2 separate regions of the Homo sapiens genome follow, and region 2 is linked to region 1. Evidence: chromatin contacts called from ENCODE Hi-C or POLR2A ChIA-PET data. All regions are on one chromosome and are shown on one strand. The core of a region is the stretch at or near the end of the contact, and the rest is flanking DNA. Distances in the headings are between cores, read along the strand shown.

What was found. Hi-C counts contacts between places; a loop is a spot of excess contacts on that map. ChIA-PET counts read pairs that join two places held with the same protein, here RNA polymerase II (POLR2A).
Region 2: a map of Right ventricle myocardium inferior shows a loop between it and region 1 (2.6-fold over the local background). The contact joins two enhancer-like sites. A Hi-C loop is called at or near these places in 1 of 168 maps with a recorded cell type or tissue (Right ventricle myocardium inferior). POLR2A ChIA-PET finds 5 or more read pairs at or near these places in 1 of 52 experiments (Caco-2).

Annotation. Positions count from the first base shown.
Region 1 is chr10:94,130,845-94,136,362 of GRCh38, forward strand. It overlaps PLCE1 (phospholipase C epsilon 1), which reads left to right. Exons shown (of 33, transcript NM_016341.4): 3 at 1,330-1,615. Among named protein-coding and RNA genes, the nearest start is that of PLCE1-AS2, 25 kb to the left of the region's middle. Within about 2 kb of position 2,572, at least 8 of the 41 ENCODE cell types and tissues checked have a DNase peak (open chromatin) inside an H3K27ac peak, as active enhancers do.
Region 2 is chr10:94,271,753-94,277,270 of GRCh38, forward strand. PLCE1 (phospholipase C epsilon 1) reads left to right here. Exons shown (of 33, transcript NM_016341.4): 19 at 1,810-1,968. Among named protein-coding and RNA genes, the nearest start is that of PLCE1-AS1, 13 kb to the right of the region's middle. Within about 2 kb of position 2,824, at least 9 of the 41 ENCODE cell types and tissues checked have a DNase peak (open chromatin) inside an H3K27ac peak, as active enhancers do.

The sequences.
Region 1 (5,518 bases), core at 1,322-3,821:
TGAGATTTGGAGGATGCAACATCATGGGGGCACATGCCTGGCCCGCAGGGCAGTGAGAGTCTTCTACTCCCTGGCCATTCGTCAGTGTCACCGAAGGAGGTGACCTTCATTTCCACCCTACTCTAAGCTCTTGGCTTTTCTGTCTCCTTTACTAGACTGTGAACTCTGAGGAGAGAAACTATTTTATTTATCCAGCCCTGTCATAGTTTCTGGTATATAAACAGTAACTATTTGTTGGTTTGATGAATGAATGACAAGTCAGCCAAGGCAAGGTGCTCAAGGTGACATGATAGAGACAGCATGATAGAGACAGCACCTTTATTCCCCCATCAGAGAGCTGGATTACCTCACTGCATGTTATGTGTCTCCTCCGTTTGTTTATACACTATCCAGAAGTCTCTGGCTTCTCAGAATGCTTGACAAATTCCAAGTCCTCCCTTCAATAATGTCAAACCTTATAATTTTCAGGCCTCATCGAAGATTGTGAAATCCTGCAGCAGCACAAGAGGTGTCTGCTGCCCCTCACACTTTCCCCACATCTTCCAACACACTGCCTTGCACAGAGCAGGGTCTATATACATGCACATTGAATGACTGCATTGAAATAGATTGGAGACATGGTTAGGAACCTGTCCTAACAGTGCAATCTTCTTGAGACAATGCTTGGTGAATTCGGGTGATAAAAGGAGAAGAAATCAGGATAGTGACAGTGACATAGATGGGGCAAGAAGAGTGAGCAGGATCTGTCAACTTATTGGATATGGGAGGTGAGGGAGGAGGAAGAGAAAAAATGATTCAAATACTTTGATCTCAGCTGACAGTTTGAAGGATTATGCCCAAAGGGGAAATAGGGAAGTTCTCTTTCCCCATGACCCTCTCATCCTCATTTCAGTTTAAGCATGGAGAAAAGATTTCCCATAAAAGTCAGGCTGAAACACTCCATGGAGGGAGACAGACCTGGGACAGTCATTCAGTAATGTCCAGGAAAACCAGAAGGAAAGGTTTGCCTTCATCTCTCTGCAGAAGAGCTTTGCTCTGCTGAGGAGGAGAAATTTGAGCTGAATGTATTTCTGGTTGGTATGACTTGTAAGTTCTCTGTTTGATAGCAGAGTTGTTTGAATGACCTATTTTATAACTACACAGAGCTTTTCCAAATAGATGGTGTCTGTAGAATGTTCAGGTTAATGCATGAGCCGAGTGCTCAGAGTGTTTGCACTTGGAGCATCTGAGCCTTCTTTCTTAATAAGTCATCTTGGCATTTTGTCAACAAGTTAATTTGCTTTCCTAAGAAACTAGATTAATACTTCCTGTACTTTGTGCTATTCACAGATCTACAATGCAGTGAGAAGAGAAGAAACAGAAAATACAGTTGGATCTCTACTCCATTTCCTCACCAAGCTCCCAGCCTCCGAGACAGCCCATGGAAGGATAAGCGTTGGTCCATGCTTAAAGCAATGTGTCCGAGACACTGTATGTGAGTATCGCGCCACCCTCCAAAGGACTTCAATATCGCAGTACATCACCGGTTCTCTCCTAGAAGCAACCACGTCTTTGGGAGCAAGAAGTGGCCTTCTCAGTACTTTTGGAGGATCCACTGGACGAATGATGCTGAAAGGTAATGCCTGAAATTTCACTTTTAACTTTCTATCTTTGACTACAGAGAAGGATCTAAGTTAAGATTTATGTATCTCCTGATGGAAAATTAAGTTCACTTTTCAGCAACTTTAAGTAAAAGTCGCTTCTTTAAGAGAATATAAAAAGGTGGTCCCTTATTAAAATCCCCTAAGGTGTCAACATTCCAAATAGTAATCATTAAGATTTTGAGGCCGGGTGCGGTGGCTCACACCTGTAATCCCAGCACTTTGGGAGGCCAAGGCGGGCGGATCACAAGGTCAGGAGATCGAGACCATCCTGGCCAACACGGTGGAACACCATCTCTACTAAAAATACAAAAAGTTAGCTGAGGGTGGTGGCGGGCGCCTGTTGTCCCAGTTACTCGGGAGGCTGAGGCAGGAGAATGGTGTGAACCTGAGAGGTGGAGCTTGCAGTGAGCCGAGCTCACGCCACTGCACTCTAGCCTAGGCAACAGAGTGAGACTCCATCTCAAAAAAAAAAAAAAAAAAAAGATTTTTGAAACTTTTTTTCAAATGAAGTAAATGGTTAAAACGCTATCTTTAATTTTTTTTTAAATGATTCAGGCAGGTAGTTTCTCCTAGTGGTAGTTTATGACAAATGTCAATTACTATGACAAGATGCTAGGAAACAAATATAGTCAAGCAGTCATATTGAAAACCCACTGTGGTTGGGAGCAGAGTGAAATATAGATCTCCTTCATACATAGAATTAATAGGTGTCTATTGACCAGAAAAGCCAAAGGCCATCTTCCAGCTACTCCCATCTTAAAGGACAAGATAGGCAGGCATCCCACTGAAAGATGAAAGCCAATGGAGTGTGGGGTCCCTTGGCATATGAACTTCCCAGCTACTTCCCATGAGCAGCAGACAGGCAGGTCAGAAATGGCAGTGCACCAAACAACCTCAGAAACTTGTACACTGCATAGCTGTCACAAGCTGCTTGGCAGCCTTCCCTGGCAGGAAGCTGCCAACCAGACAGGGACCATGCAAAGCAGCATTCCACTGCCTGGGGGTTGCCAGAACTCAATCTGACAGCAGCTATTGTCCCTCCATAGCAGGTCCTGAGACCCAAGGCCAGCAGGCCAATGACCTTCCTCCTTGATCCTCAGCCTTCTCCATTCCTACCCACACACACACCCCTAGACAGGCCTAAGAGGAATACTGTAACCTCCTTGTGTACTATGTTGGGTGCCAAGTTGGTTTGTTTTCTGGAGTTGCCCGAACTTCAGGGGATTGGTTATAAATGAATGAAGAATAACAGAAGGTGTGGGAACACTAATGGCTTCATGTTTTTCAGCCATTCAACACATTTTTTGAGCCCCTATTAGGTGTTAGGTGCTGGAAAAGGAACAAAACATAATTCCTGCCCTCATGGAATTTATAGTCTCTAGGTGGTAAGCTGTTTTCCCTACACACAAGACTCAAGGTTTCTCCCCTCTGATGTGGCACCTAGAGAGTACCAAGCCTGCATTCTTCATCATACTCTTCCCAGGAAGTTGGGCTGAGATTGGCATGTGGAATTGGCATTGTTTTAATGCTTGTGATGGTATGCCAGGGCCTTATCCCATGAGTTAATCAACATGTGTAGACTAAACCCCTCCCATTTGGTTTTCAAAGTCTTTTTTTTTTTTTTTCTTTTTGAGATGCAGTCTTACTCTGTCACCCAGGCCGGAGTGCAGTGGCATGATCTTGGCTCACTGCAGCCTCTGCCTCCCAAGTTCAAGTTTCTCATGCCTCAGCCTCCCGAGTAGCTGGGACCACAGGCACACGCCACCTCGTCTGGCTAATTTTTGTATTTTTAGTAGAGACGGGGTTTTGCCATGTTGGCCAGGCTGGTCTCGAACTCCTGACCTCAGGTGATCCGCCCATCTTGGCCTCTCAAAATGCTGGAATTACAGGTGTGAGCCACTGCACATGGCCTTAAAGTTTTTATGTGCCTCAGTTAAACATATTTCTTTAACAATCAGTGGAATAAAATGGATTAAAAACCCAGATGGGTTTCTCACCACAAACAATGATAAGTATGTAAAGCATATGTTAGTTAGCTCAACTGAACCATTCCACAAGGTATACATATTTCAAAACATCATGTTTTACATGACAAATGTATACAGTTTTTATTAACTCATTTTGTGCTCAGTAGTGTGTAGGAAGAAACGGATCTCTAGGCTGCCCAACCAAGGCAGGCACGCCTCTAGTCTTCCACAGGTCTGTGGAGAGAAATAAGGAAGCTGCTGGTGTGTGCATCTATGGCCCTGATCATAATTTGACTTCAATTGTATTTGCACTTCCCTGTTCGAAATAGAACCTCATAGATCAATATTTCTAGCTCTGACACTCACCAGACTGTCAGCTAATGTGTTATCTTTAAATTGGCGTTTTATGCAAGAGTTGGAAGTTTCTTTAACTTTTTGCTTTGAAGCTCTTTGGTGATTTCTGAGAACCCTCTAGAAACTCCTGCTGAATAATACAATTAGCTGGTTGCCTTCTGCTCCAAGCTTATTTCTGTAGTTCTGACTTACTATCTTGGAAACATTTTTCAATTTCAGCATCCTCTCCCATTTGGTTTTCAAAGTCTTTACGTGCCTCAGTTAAACATATTCCTTTAACATGCAGTGGAAGAAAATGCATTAGAAAACCAGATGGGTTTCTCACCACCAAAAATGATAAGTATGTGAGGTAAAGCATATGTTAGTTAGCTCAGTTGAACCATTCTACAATGTATACATATTACAAAACATCATGTTGTACATTACAAATATATATAATTTGTATTTGTCAACTTAAAAAAATTAAGTTAAAAAAAAAGATGGGTCTTCAAAGTCAAAGAGTGTTTACAGAATCTGTAGGATCAGCATATTGGTTAGTGGGTCTTGAACTCTGATGGCCATGTACTCTGCCAGAGGATCAGGAGTACATGCAGCTGCTGTGATGTGGTTGTGAGCTTTTTTTTCTTCTTTAGTATGTGTCCTGTGGCATAGATTTGGCCAACAGCTTTTAGCTATTGGGGAATATATAATACACTCTTAGTCTTCAGTTTATAAATGGGTTATATTCTACAAGTTCATTTCCCAGGAGCGATATAGAACTTAGAACACTTTCCTGGATAAGCAGTATTAAATGTTGTGATTTGGTTCACAGACTCTAGTCCTCAAAAACCTCTGTAACCCATAACACAGTTGTGATCTGCACATTTCCCACGAAATAAAGAGGAAAACACTATTGTTGGAATACTGAGCATTAGCCTCAAAGAAAAAGCAATAGAAGTGAGTTAGAAGACATTTCTTGTTGAGGGGCAATAATTTTATTAAAGATGAGTAAAGAGTTAAACTTTTCAGAGATTTCGAAAAGGAGTTTTAGCCATTTCTGAGATTTTAGATGTTGGCAGCTGTAGCTTTTTGTTATGGCTAATTACACTTCAAAACTTGTACCTATATGAAGGAGTCAGAAAATTGCCCCAGTAATTTTTTCCTAATGTTTTTTAACGAGATGTTTATAAATGGTATGAAGAAGGATGGAAGGAGGTAGCACAAGATTTAAATTTTTCCCCAGAGATAAAGAAAAAGGAATAAGTTCAAAAGAATAACCTCTTCCATAAGAGAAAACATGTTTGAAGTGAATTAAACGGAGTTGGTAAAGGTAGAGAAAAAGGAACAGGGAAAAACAAATGCTGTATGATTTCCCTTATATGAAGTACTTAGGGTAGTCAAAATCATAGAGACCTTAAGTAGAAAGGTGGTTACCGGGGATGAGGAAGGGCAATGGGAATGGGGAGTTAGTGTTTACGGGCTATAGAGTTTCTGTTTTGCCAGATGAAGAGTTCTGGAGCTTACTGGTGGTGATAGTTGCACAGCAATATGAATTTACTTAATACCACTGAATTG
Region 2 (5,518 bases), core at 1,574-4,073, 140 kb after region 1:
TTCAACGTAGGTTCTTTCTATTTTCCCTAAGTGTCAGCCAGTCTGAGATATAAAGAGAAAGAATACAAAGAGAGGAATTTTACAGCTGGGCTGCTGGGGGCGACATCACATATTGATAGGTCCATGATGCCCACCTGAGCCGCAAACCCAGCAAGTTTTATTAAGGATTTCAAAAGGGGTTTACAAACAGGGAGTAGGTCACATGCTTCAAGGGACAAAAGGCAGAGCAAGGATCACATGCTTCTGAGGAAACAGGACCAGGGCAAAATCAGAAACTCCTGATAAGGGTCTACGTTCAGCGGTGTACGTATTGTCTTGATAAACATATTAACAGAAAACAGGGTTCAAGAGCAGAGAACCGGTCTGACCTCAAATTTACCAGGGCTGGGGTTTCCCAATCCTAGTAAGCCTGAAGGTACTGCAGGAGACCAGGGCATGTCTCAGTCCTTATCTCAACTGCATAGGACAGACATTCCCAGAGCAGCTGTTTATAGACCTCCCCCCAGGAATGCAATTCTTTTCCTAGGGTCTTAATATTATATTCCTTGCTAGGAAAAGAATTTAGCAATATCTCTCCTACTTGCACGTCTGTTTATAGGCTCTCTGCAACAAGAAAAATATGGCTCTTTTTGCCTGACCCTGCAGGCGGTCACACCTTATGGTTGTCTTCCCTTGTTCCCTAAAATCGCTGTTATTCTGTTCATTTTCAAGGTGCACTGATTTCATATTGTCCAAACACACATGTTTTACAATCAATTTGTACAATAGTGGTCCTGAGGTGACGTACATTTTCAGCTTACAAAGATAACAGGATTAAGAGATTGAAGTAAAGACAGGCATAAGAAATTAAAAAGTATGAATTTTGGGAACGATAAACGTCCGTGAAATCTTCACAATTTATGTTCCTCTGCCACGGCTCCAGCTGGTCCCTCCGTTCGGGATCCCTGACTTCCCACAACAATAATGCACCCAGATTTAGAAGCAGATATTCCATTATACTTCCCCCTTCCTTTAATGGTAGAGGCATTTGTGGAAATGAGGCTCTCAGTGGGAAAGAGGGGCACTGACAAAATGTCCCCAAATATTAATGCCAACAAAACTAATTAACTTTTCATATTGTCCTGGCCTAAGCTTTGATTTTTTTTTTCAATTAAAAAATAACTCAAGGCCAGGCCCAGTGGCTCACACCTGTAATCCTAGCACTTTGGGAGGCTGAGGCGGGTGGATCGCTTGAGCTCAGGAGTTCGAGACCAGCCTGGGCAACAATGGAGTTGATATAAGCATTGTGTCTGCTTTCCCTCCACCCACCTCCTTGACAGACACACATTCTGCTTTGGAGATCCATGCTCAAAATCTTTGTGAGAATTGTGTCTGTGGTTCTTTACACTATGTGGACGCAAATTCTACCTATGTCTTTGTCCCTGCTCCCTACCCCCTCCAAAGTTTTATCCTTTTGACTTGACTTCATCTGAAACTAACCTTATTCTACAAACAACAGCCTCTAACTGATTCTCTGTTTTCTTATTTAATACATCAGACCACAGAATATTTTCCTAAATAGTTAGAACTGACACCAGCTGCAGAGTGGCCTCGACCTCTCCTCCTGTCCTTCTAAACACCTCCCTTCCTTTCAGTAAGAAACTGTGAAGGGGGCAGGAGCAGGGGACAGCTTCTTTCCTAGTTCCTCTTCCTAAGACTTTTTAAATAATTCAACCAGTCTAAAATATCTACTATGTTTATGAAGTGTACATATATTTATCAATTATAGATAAAAGGCATTGATTGTATGTTTTCCTTCATTCTTTTTAGACTGTGTTTGGAGAAAAGCTGGTGACTAAATTCTTATTTGAGACTGATTTCTCAGATGATCCAATGCTTCCTTCACCTGACCAACTCAGAAAGAAAGTTCTTCTTAAAAACAAGAAGCTAAAAGCCCATCAGACGCCAGTGGATATCTTAAAGCAAAAGGTACTCCCCTCTGTTAAACCAGTTATGAAAAGGCAGTGTGCCTAGAACAAAGAAAAATAACATCATTCTAACCTTTCAGATGACCTGCTGGTTTACTAGTTTTTCAAGACTGACTTTCCTTAAATGATAAGTTTGATTTTGGGCTTTTCATTCCATAGACCAATAAATTCTCTCATCTCACTCACCCAAGATTTAATTTGTGGAATAGTTCCCACATAGAATATACCTCCGTTATTTAATTTATTCTGAGTGGGATGAAGTGTGACTGTTGTGTCTGAAACTGAGCTTAGGGGGTTGTTCATCCCATAATGGCTGCTATAGTCCCCTTTAGGGAGAGTCCCCTTAGGGGAGCCCTTGGCATGGGGCCTGTAGTAGAAGCCCAAAAGCCATAGCCCTGTGATCCCAGCGTATCACTAGTTTATGCTGCTTGGGCCCAGATCCGGACAACAGAGATCTGGGCCCAAGCACGACAAACCCACCTGTGTAGGAGACCCTCGGCTCAAAGGTCTGTGAAAAAGTTCAGGTACAGAACACTGAGTCCATTTTCCAGTCTGCACCTACTTATCCCACAGGATGACAGCTGACAAAACTATTTGTCCTACTTAGGAGGGCACTGTTGGTCCTAAAACATCACTTTGGAAACTAGCCAGCTACAGACTTGCTCTCAGGCTGGCTCAAAGAGTACAGGCACACAGATGCTAAACATACAGAAACCAGTTTCTTTACAAACATCCGAACCTGCATATTCCCTTGAAGTGTTTGTGTCCTCTGAAGGTAATACATTACCCAATTTGAAGATCACCCATGATTCTGGGCCAAAAGTTGCAAAATCAGCCACTTTCAGGGGCTAAGCAGGAAACATCAGTGTGAGGAGCCAGCTGGATACAGGACAGCTGGAAGTGGTGAGGACAGGAGTGGAGTGTGCACGCCGTGTCAAAGAACAGCTCTAATTCAATTATTTTTAAACACTGCACCAGCCAAACAAGTCAGGTCTGGAGGTGCAGTCAGCCCCAAGGGCCACCAGTTGGAGACCTCCAGTAGGTCTACCTTTATCCAGATCTGCACTTCCAAATCTGCTCCAGGTGACCTTGCTTTTGCTTGGGTTTCAGAGGCCATGGCACCTATGCTGATGGGCCTTGTTACAAAGTTATTTAAATGTTAGCATGTATACTCTACCTTGCCTTCCTCAAATGCCACATCAGTGACTGACCACCCAGTGTGGTGCTTTTTCTTCTAGAGCCCTGTTCATCTGTGCTGTTTTCTTTATCCAACAATTCCTGCCCAGTCCTCACTGCCAAGCAGATAAAGCTGCTAACCACACATACCACTGTGGTCTTCAAGATAAATGATAAATGTGAATGTCCTTGCCTTTTCCATTCTGTGCACAGTCATTTGCAGTTACTTATAAGGCCTTCATTCCACTAATGAACAGAAGTCTTTTTTATGTTGAGCCCAAATCTTCCTTCCTTTTCCTCCTTCTCATTGGCCCTCCCTCTTCCCTCTGCAGCTGTACAGACTAATTTTATATTTAGAAAGCTATCATGTGTTTCCCCACCAGCTTTTCTTCTCCAAGCTAAAAATTCTTGTTGTGCCAACTGTTCCTGACAGGATATGGTTGCTAAGACTCTTTACTTACCATTAAGAATATCGTAGATATTCTTAAATTTGTGGATATTCTTGAATTCGTCAATCTGAAAATGTGATTTCCAGAACTAAATCAGTATTCTAGGTAGTATATTACAGCACAAGAACAGTGAAACCATCACCTCCCCTAATTTGAACTTTAAACCTTTGTTAATACAGCCTCAGACTGTCTGCTTTTCAAAAATTCTTGGCCAGCCGCTGTGGCTCACGCCTGTAATCCCAGCACTTTGGGAGGCCGAGGCAGGTCGATTGCTTGAATCTAGGAGTTCAAGACAAGCCTGGGCAACATATCAAATCCCCATCTCTACACAAAATATAAAAATTAGCTGGGCATGGTGGCATGTGCCTGTATTCCCAGCTACTGGAGAGGCTGAGGCAGGAGGATCACCTGAGCCTGGGAGGCCAAGGCTGCAATGAGCCATGTTGTGCCACTGCATACCAGTCTGGGCCATAGAGTAAGACCCTGACTCAAAAAAAAAAAAAATTCTTTAGCACACACTGAGCTCATGTTGAGCTTGTAGAAAACAAAAAGCATTCAGTTATTTTCATATAGACTGTTCTTATGCCCAGCGTTCCCATTTTTCCAGATTAACAATGAATTTTAACCTTTTGTATATGGGAGCCTCACATTTATCTCTATTTCTGCTCTTCTTGGTTTTGGTATATTATTACGTCCTACAAAGTTCTTTGTGAATTTTGTTTCTGTCATCTGGTACATTTATTAGCAGTTTCTCAAACTGTGTCTTCATCCCAAGTTGCCCTTGAGTCAGCCAGCCACATGGAGAGGCCTGTGCCCTTCTTAAATAAGCCCCCTGGCATTTGATGATTATTGCCCCCGTCTGGTGCTCTCCTCTCTTGTAGCCTGCATTTCCCAGAGTGTGCTTCGACTTCTTTATTGATTTCTTTATTTATAAAATAGAAAACTGAAACCTGGCCACTTGTGTGACTTTCTCAAGGCCACCCAGCTCATAGCAATAGAGCTTAGTCTCAGACTTGGGTCTTTAGAGAAGCCCTTTTCAAAGGTGATACAGAAGTCAGAGTACATTAATAAGAATAATCGCTGGAGCACTTTGAAAAACAGATTCTAAGGTCACAAATCTGACTGACTAAGTCAGAATTTCCAGAAGAAAGGCCTGGTCATCTGTTTATATAAAAATAATTCCTTAAGTCACCATGGTGTCTGCGTAAAAAATAATAACAATAATAATTCTTATTATCCTGGAAGTTTGAGAAACACTATTTATCTGCTGTTTTTCCCATAAAGTGAATTATCTTATCCAAAACAGCTAAGGAGGTCACTGTGTGGTAAACTTGTTCTTAGTAGATCCACTCTAACTCTTGCAAATCACCTCTTTATTTTCTAAGTTCTCACAAACCAAGTGATTAATACCCCATCATGAAATTTTGTCAGCTATCACCTTGACACTGCCCACAGTATAATTTCCACAACTTACTTGTTCCTTATTTTGGAAAAATGGGACAATATAATCCCTATTGCCAGTTTTCTAAGACTGCTTGCAACCTTTCATGATGACTTCCCAAGGGGTACCAGCAATGATTCCACAGTCACATCCGTAAGGCCTTTCTGTTTTCTGGTAGATCATGGGTCTAGACCTAGTGATGATCTGACCTCAAATAAACCAGGTGATCCAGAGCTCCAGTGGGCTCAGACCTACCCGCTAACATAGAAGGCCGGAGTCATTTCCCATACAAAGAACTCACCCTCAGCAAGGATGGATTGACTCAGAGCAGGATTTCTGAAGCCCTCCACCTGCCTCTGGCTTGTACTGAGATGCATCCTGAGGTCTCCTAACTATACCCCACCAGGATCCTCCAGGATTCTGACATTCCTCTCCTGAATTTGAACCCAAAAAACTCAGTTCACCTTAAATGACAGACACTGCGG